Regions from separate parts of the Homo sapiens genome. Here region 2 is linked to region 1. Evidence: read pairs that join two places in POLR2A ChIA-PET (ENCODE). Cell type or tissue: Panc1. All regions are shown on one strand. Links, peaks and the distances in the headings refer to the core of each region. The heading gives the core; the rest is flanking DNA.

Region 1 (4,405 bases), core at 194-4,193:
GTGACTCAAGGATGATTGACACTGTGTAAAAACAGGCACATTAGACCAAGAGATAATTTGAAACCTTATTATTGGGTATTGTTTTTAAAAATTAAACCTATAGACATGAATAAAATGAAAAACTTTATAAGCACAGCTTGTGGAACTGAAAAGGGCCTTAGAGACCATCACTTCCAACGGCCTCATTTTACAGGAGAGAAATCTGAGGACCAGGGAAACCAAGTGACTTTTCTGGGGTCACATGGAATGTCAACAGCAGAGCTGTGAAGGCGTTCAGGTCTGCTAACCTCCCGGCTATGCTCATTCATGGAGAGTGCTTCGAAGAGTGTTTGCAACATTTAGTCACAGTTTATCTTTGGTTAATTCCACATTTACTCCTATTTTTAATGTGTGTGAAAATGGCCCAGATTCATATGATTTGTTGCAGGTCAAACAGATATTAAGAAAAACTGCCAAGCTTGCACCGCTTATGTATAGTTATTTGTTGTGTATGTGCAAGTGTTTGTATGTGTGTGAGCACATAAGCATAATCTCTTTATCTACCATTCCTACATCCAAAAAGCTCTGAAAATTAAACTTTTTCATAAATTTGTGACAAATTCCAGTGGTGCAAAATCAAATCTAGTGTGAACTTATGTGAAGATATTTATAGACTTCACCTACACCAGCCAGTGTAACCCCTTATAGATTTCATTTTAGAAATAGTAATCTGTCTGATTATAGGGTACTACCCTAGATTATCTGAATATGATATGTAACATATGATACTTAACATAGGTTCTATATAATTGATTACATTTTAAAATCCTGAATAATTCTGAATTCTGTTCCCAGTAGTTTTGGATAAGTAATCGTAGACCTTCAATTAGTCCATAATGTAATTTCATTACATTAGTTTAGGCAGTTTTGGCTTATAACCATGCAACTCAGAAAATTCTTTACATATGTGATTCCCTTGGTTTCAAAATATGTGAAACCAGGGGGATTAAATGAGATAAACAAAGTGCTGTCTATGTGGTTATAAATATATAAAAATGAGGAGCTTAGTTTCATCACTACTATTTGTGGTCAGGAAGCCCAGGGTAAATTCAGTGTTTAGTTGTGACAAGTGCCTCATTCCAAGTTTCTGATAAAATCATCTGTCTCCTTTTCCTTTTCCTCCCCCTTTTTTGTAACTTTTACTTTATAGCCTTCTTTTATGTTTTTTTAAATTCTAAGCTGTATCAAATGTTAGCACATATGTGGGGAATGAATTAAAGATTTTCTACCACAAGTCTCACAGTAACTCTGTGTTCTGTTATTTAATCCATGGTGAAATTGAGGACTAATCAGTCAACTAATGTTTATAGTTTACAGTTCAGAATGTGTATGCTGAGTAGGCTAAGTAGGTTAGAGTTTACATGGATTTGGCCAAATTTGACATGATATATTCTTTCTTTTTATTGTAACCCTTATATTTAACCAAAGTCTAGATAAATGCAATGTCCTTATAATCTGTGTTCAGTCTCAACAACATCGACTGCTGAGCCCCACAGCACTGGATTTAGTCCCAGCTGGAGTTCCAGCTTGAAGGGCAAACTCATAACAGGGCCAGGTCTTTCCTTGTTTATAGGAAACTTCACCAATTGAAAATTTTGATCTGTCATATACTGTCAGGATAAATACACACACACACACACACACACACACACACACATATATATATACACACACACACACACACACACACACACCGCAGATGGGTGAGAATTGAACATCTTGAATTTTTCATTGTCCCTAGTCAGGATACTAAGAGTATATTTTGTAGATAAAAGTCATCCTTTTTGGTGTGCATTAGTCCCATCATAATATCACATGTGTTCCTAGTTATGTAAATTCAATTTTCAGATAATCAAGTTAAATGTAAGACATTTGCTTATTGCAATATATGCAGATCTCAGTGGAGGAGGGTGTTCCCTTCTTTTGTCAATAGTCCCTATAATATGGCAGTTACTTGGATTGTATTATTTAAAGGGCATGCATGATGTAATCCAACCCTGTCTTTTTACCACCAGATCAAACAGAAAATAGTAGGATCTAATGGAAAGATACAGGACTAAGAATCAGGTCTCATCTGGCTCTGTGACCTCAGACAAGCCAAAGCTTCTCTGGGCCCCGGTTTCTTCTTTTACAAAATGAAAGGGCTGTATTAGACTACCTTTAAACCTTGTTCAGCTCTAGAATGTTACAATTCTATGAGAATGACCATTAATAAGCTCATAGTCTGTTTTGGATCTTCACTGGGAGGAGAGCTCTAAGTATGGGACAGCTTTTCTTTGCTGGAGAATACACTTTTAAGCTTGAGACTCTGAAATGACTGGTGGAAAAGGGAGAGGCTTGCACCGGTTCAAGAGAGCCTTCTTTTCCCTAAGGACACGTGCTGTAGTCTTCTGACTGTTTAATGACGCAAGGGGAGGGGCGCGTCACAGCAGCTGAGCCTGTGGCTCTGACTTGGCAACTGACTCACTGGCGTCCTGGCTTCTGAACCTTGGAAGAGCCCATAGAAGCGGTAGTGCTGAGTCCAAGAGTATAGAGAAGTGGGCGGAGTGGACACTACCTGCTTTGTGGCAGAGCAAGCTCAGGTCTAGGAGAGGTGGTAACGGTGAGGCAGTGAGCATGGAGTCAGGTAAAAGAGGACCTTGTGAAGGAAGAGGATAATAAGCTTTGCATAAGCAATGCATGGAAAATGGACCCTGAATGATTAGACAGTAGACGCCTTTAAGGAAAAACTCATTTTGTGGATTACCTCAGATGTAATGGATATTCTTTACATCATACATAAAGATGAACTGTTTGATCTGTTTATCTACTACAGTCAGAGCACTAAGGTTTACTGAGTACTGTTGGCATATACTGTGGAAAGTGCTCTATATTCATTAGGTCTTTTAATCACATAACCATAGGAAGTAGGAATCATTATTCCCATTTTACAGATAAAGAGTCCGAGGTTTAGGTGACTTACATAATGCCCAATGACACACAGTGTTTCTTCTCTCCTGTGGAGACAGTTTGAATTCACTTTGGCTAAGTGAAACTGAAGGTAGCAGTCAGTGAAACCTGTCTCTTCATATGAGTGAAACCGAAGGTAGCAGCCAGTCAAATCTGGCTCTTTAGATATAGAGAGAAATTTAAATAATTTTTTAAAAAGTTTAACTCTCTCAGCTATGCTTGACTTCAGTACTCTGGTCTTACTAGGAACTGAACATTTTTATTTTAGTAGTCAGTCACTAAACATTGATTGTTTCTCCCCCTTTTCATTTCTGCTTAAGAATTCTAATCTACTCCCAAGGCAAATGGATACCTTTGGCCAATCAAAGAGAAGGTCAAGTAAAATGAAGTGTGCAATAAAGAAGCACATAAATATATTTCAGAAAAAAATGTAAGTTACAGTTTCTACTGTTGCTGGTCTTTGCTTTCGTCTGCCTTTTAACCCTTTCATGGCACGGTTATGAAGTCTCTTAGTTATCAAACTATGATCTTCAGGTCAAATCTGGCCATCTTATTTTGTATGGCCCATGAGCTAAGAATAATTTTTACAAATAAATATTTGCAATTTATTTGATGATAGGGAACTCTAACTTTTTTTTTTTTTGAGACAGGGTTTCACTCTGTCACCCAGGCTGTTGCCATGGTGTGATCATGGCTCACTGTAGCCTTGACCTCTTGGTGCTCAGGTGATCCTCCCAACTCAGCCTCCAGAATAGCTGGGACTGTAGGTGTGTGCTCCCACACCCAGCTAATTTTTCTATTTTTTATAGAGATAAGGTTTTGTCATGTTTCTCAGGCTGGTCTCAAACTCCTGGGCTCAAGCCATCCACCCAGCTTGGCCCTGCAAAGTGCTGGGGCTACAGGCGTGAACCACTGGGCCCAGTTAGAACTGTAACTTTAAACTCCTGATTAAGTGAATTTCATTCTTTTCATTAGTAGACCTGTATTCCAAAAGAATTGTACCGAATTGTTATAATCACTATATTTTGAATTTTACCAATAAAAATGTTGTGAAAATATATTTTCTTTCTTTTTATGTAAGTGTCTATGTACTATCCTTGATTTTGCTTCTTGGTCCACAAAGTCTAAAATATTAACCATCTGGCCCTTTAAAGAAAAAGTCTGTTGACCTCTCTCCTAAGGCATGAGGCTACAGTAAGAGATTTCTCTGTGCAAAAACATGCCCTGAAGAGGCAAACTCGGTAAGGTGAACAGAGGATACTTCCCTTCTCTTCCAATAATTGGCAAGAAACAGCCTTTGTTCCCAGAGAAATTTTAGAGAAACATGAAAACAAAACAGGTTTCAAAAGTCTCTATGCTTTTTTACCTTTCTTTAAACAACTTTCTTCTAAAAAACCTAACCAGGATTGTACAGACA
Region 2 (4,405 bases), core at 171-4,170, 440 kb before region 1:
AAATTATTCTATGAGATTATACATCTGTACCAAAAAGAATACAAATACAAAAAGGGCACTATTCACCATAGCACCACTGCTTACTGGCCAACAAACCTGTCAACTAACTACAACTCAATGTCTTAGGAGAAGCCAATCACATCTAATTTTGCAGGGGTTCTAAATAGAACACCATTGTTTATGTTGTGGAGTGCTGGTTTCCTTAACTTTACCTGACAGAACTACAAAGATTTAGGAGGTTTAATCTCTCAAAATCTTATTAAAACAAATCCTATTACTCTGCCTCATTATTTGAAGTCACAGTGTATCTAATGACTTTTCTTTTACATGTACTAATCAGGCCTGGCCACCCACAGATATTTGTAAATTGCATTATCTTCTGTCTAACTAGCTCACAGTGTGTGGGGTGAGGGGGGTCGCCATAAACAGTTTCGGTGTGATTTACTTTTCCTAACTGCCAAAGCACTCTCTATGAGGGGGAAAAGATCCGCTATCTAAACAAGATAGTAGCTTGTTTTTGTTTTTCGTTTTTGAGACAGGGTCTCACTCTATTGCCCATGTTGGAGTGCAGTGGCACAATCTCAGCTTACTGCAACCTCCGCCTCCTGGGTTCAAGCGATTCTCCTGCCTCAACCTCCAAAGTAGGTGGGAGTACAGGTGTGCGCCACCACACCTGGCTAATTTTTGTATTTTTAGTAGAGACAGGGTTTCACCATGTTGGCCAGGCTGGTCTCGAACTCCTGGCCTCAAGTGATCCACCCGCCTTGGCCTCCCAACGTGCTGGGATTACAGGTGTGAGCTACCATGCCCAGCCTAGATTAACTGTATCTAGGAAATCATATAACAATATCTAGTTTCTATATTGTTAGAGCACAAACATATAGAACAACCAGTTTAAAGTGACTAGTGTAATTTTTTTCTTAATTTCAAAAGGATTGAGGTCAAAAATCCAATTCCATGATCTGCTAACAATTTTAACTATTATTTTTTCCACAGTGCTTAAAACAATACTTCAAGAAATGTTCAACATTCCACGAGAACAATATCCACGTGAGATGAAAAGAAAAGTCTAAGTTAGTTCCTGATTCCTGGAAGCTGGGAAAGTATGTATTTTATTTGTGTATTTGCTTAACAAACATTTATAGGGCTAATTATAGGCCAGATACTTTTCCACAGATTTCTAAAATATTATTATTAATTCTCATAACTACCCTCTGAGGTATGTACTACTACTGTCCCCCTTTTACAGATGGGGTAACAGGTATAGAGAAGTTAAGGACTTGAGTCATACGAGTAGTGGCAGTAGAAGAAAGAGTTAAACCCGGGTAGTTGGGATCCAAAGTTTGTGGCCCTAACCACTCACACTGCCCTCCACAACAAGCTGCCTCTTTTCAGGAGTACCAGAGACATGTTACCACTTTAGGCAGTTATTATTCAATAATTGTGGACCTTCCTCAGGATAGATGGATGAAAACAAAAGGCAAACAAAGTATATCTGTCCCTATAAAGTATGCCTAAGGTGTTTGTGTCATTCATCTGAACAGAGTTCTACACTACCATGTCCCAAAGTTCCTTTCACTAACATATTATGTAATATACTATGATTTGAATTTTCCTTAATATACCATGAATGGTTTTTTATTTCTAAATCTATCTCATTCATTTAATACTCCACAGTACTAGATTGTGTAGAGGCCTACAGATGTGGTTAAATAGTCTATTGATTTCTTCAGTTGTTATTATTCAGTTGTTATTACTGATTTTATTCTGCCTTTTTTACAGGTCTCATTCCAGTAACTACTTAATACCCCCTGTCAGTCTCCTTCAAAGGCTGAAGCCAGCCTCTGACTGAAGCGCAGCCGCAATGTTTCCTGTCTGGTGCCAGCACAGCTTGCCTGGACTTCTGAAAATTGCAAGCGCTTGCTCCTTGCTAGTCACCACACTCCCCCTTTCTTAGTTGCAGACTCCCTCTTGCTGTGGTTTACCAGGTGCCCTTATTGCCCCTCATGCTTGTGTGCCACTTTGGACTTAATCTGGCACACTTAACTCCCTTCATCTACGCCTGAAGCTGGACAAGCTGAAGTGACTGCGTCACTTTCTCAATTCTGGCTCCTGCCCACCGACCTTGCTCTGCTAGGAGGAATTAGCTCTGCCTGGCCAGAACCCAAGAAGTGACAAATCAAACTCGCTCAATAGGTGGTAATTAAACTTCTGGCTCTAAAGCCCAGAATAGGTTGTCAATGGGATTTCACAGTGGCTCCCTGACACTAAGCAAGGATGTATTTCTACATCTAGTTTTAAATCTTAAACTCTAATAGGATTCTCAGAAAAGACAGTAAAGACTAAGGCCAAAAAAAGTTGTTTAAAGGGGAAAATGACAGTAAGTACAAAAGATAATCTGGGGAAGACCTGGCAATTCTGAAATCAAAACATCTGTTACTAAGTGGATCATGACTGCTTAGTTTCTAGGTGAGCTGAATAAAAATACTAACTGAACAATGATGTAGGTCGTTGTCAAATCTAATCAATTTCTTGTTTGTTTGTTTGTTTTTTTCCATCAGTCTAGAATCTTTAAGTAAGCCATTCAGAAGATGTGATACTATAGAATGATACCAACTGAGGAATAGAGTGGAGAGGAAGGGCTGAAGATGACTTCAGAAAAAGGCCTGAGGCGTGACAAATGTTGATCTCACTCACTGATCTATGCTGTATTTCTTTTAAGAATGTATTAATATAAATGTCCTTTTCTTCCCACATCCAATCCCTATTACTACACCAAATACTTGTTCCTCTAGGAAATGTGAAGTTGAAAAAAATTTCCCCCATTAAATGAGAATTATTCTGCTTATGACATTAGGATATATGCTCTCGCTTTAAAAATAGGAGGCTGTTGAATTCATCATTTGAGTATATTAAATAGACTGTGGAAGAGTATTATCCTCCTGGAAACCTCTTATCCCTCACTCTTATACCACGAGGGATTGCCAGTTAGGTCTAATGACCAATAATATCCACAGCCATAGGTAATCAGAAGAGTTTCTGGTTTCTCTAAAGTGGAAAATAAATTGCTGCCAAGGCAAACCAAATAGCATAGAGTTTTGTATGATCTGCCTCTAATGCTTCTCTGTGTAAACATGCTAACTAATGACATCTGGAGAACAAGCTATGTCATGCAGCTTCCTCAGTGATAACTTTTTAAACACCTGGTTAGAGATCTTTATCCAAGGGTGTAACTGAGTTACCGCACTCCTCAGCCCTAAGCCACCTTGTCAGTTTACCCCAGTGTGCCATACAAATATTACTTTCTATACATGCCATGATATGGAAAAGGTTCGGAAGGCCTGAATTAATATTTATCAAATATCTTACTTTGGCAAAGCCCATATTTTCATATGGTGTCTTTGAAGAATAAAAACATGTTTGAGCTGGAAAGATCCCAGATAACTTTTTCCCAAATGGGACTCCTTCAAGTGTAAGTTCCATAGAATATTAAATGTTAAATTAATTGGGAGAAGGAATTTGAGAAATACTGGGTTAAAGTTTAAAAGTTTTTTTTTTTAAGTGCAGGATGTCTAAGACATTTGGATATGCTGAATGCAGTGTCATTCTCTAGCAGGAGGGTGTAATACAAATTAGTATTTATTTAAAGATGGAGCTTTTAGAATATAGTTTGTTTTGTTTTTGTTTTTGTTTTTGTTTTGAGACGGAGTCTCGCTCTGTCGCCCAGGCTGGATGGAGTCCAGTGGCGCGATCTCGGCTCACTGCAAGCTCCGCCTCCCGGGTTCACGCCATTCTCCTGTCTCAGCCTCCCGAGTAGCTGGGACTACAGGCGCCCGCCACCACGCCCGGCTAATTTTTTGTGTTTTTAGTAGAGAGGGCGTTTCACCGTGTTAACCAAGATGGTCTCGATCTCCTGACCTCATGATCCACCCGCCTTGGCCTCCCAAAGTGCCGGGATTACAGGCTGGAATATAGTTTTTTAGATGGTGGTGAAATGCACAAAAAATGCACATAACATAAAATTTACCATCTTAATCATTTCTAAGTGTACAATTTACTACTGTTAAACATGCTCACATTGGCCGGGCGCGGTGGCTCACGCCTATAATCCCAGCACTTTGGGAGGCCGAGGCGGGCGGATCACAAGGTCAAGAGATTGAGACCTTCCTGGCTAACACCGTGAAACCCCGTCTCTACTAAAAATACAAAAAGAAATTAGCAGGGCATGGTGGCGGGCGCCTGTAGTCCCAGCTACTCCGGACGCTGAGGCAGGAGAATGGCGTGAACCCGAGAGGCGGAGCTTGCAGTGAGCCGAGATCGCGCCACTGCATCCAGCCTGGGCGATAGAGCAAGACTTGTCTCAAAAACAAACAAACAAACAAACAAACAAAACCAATATGCTCAC

The links. ChIA-PET counts read pairs that join two places held together with the same protein. Peaks named below come from ENCODE experiments on the same cell type or tissue, not always from the same donor. Only the 100,000 strongest peaks of a DNase experiment are listed, where the experiment ranks them.
Region 2: POLR2A ChIA-PET joins it to region 1 with 5 read pairs; 2 of 35 experiments call an interaction of 5 or more read pairs at or near these places.

What each region holds. Positions count from the first base shown.
Region 1 is chr7:116,629,186-116,633,590 of GRCh38, reverse strand. The region is part of intron 2 of COMETT (cytosolic oncogenic antisense to MET transcript); the gene reads left to right. Among named protein-coding and RNA genes, the nearest start is that of MET, 41 kb to the left of the region's middle. RefSeq lists enhancers at 1-152, 3,061-3,180 and a silencer at 1,230-1,430. In Panc1, for the core only: no CTCF peak of the experiment used is centred there; DNase peaks (open chromatin) are centred at 1,483 and 2,480; H3K4me3 peaks cover 811 bases; H3K27ac peaks cover 3,877 bases.
Region 2 is chr7:117,070,518-117,074,922 of GRCh38, reverse strand. The region is part of intron 1 of ST7 (suppression of tumorigenicity 7); the gene reads right to left. It also overlaps a transcript of ST7-AS2 not described here. Among named protein-coding and RNA genes, the nearest start is that of MIR6132, 53 kb to the right of the region's middle. In Panc1, for the core only: no CTCF peak of the experiment used is centred there; no DNase peak of the experiment used is centred there; H3K27ac peaks cover 583 bases.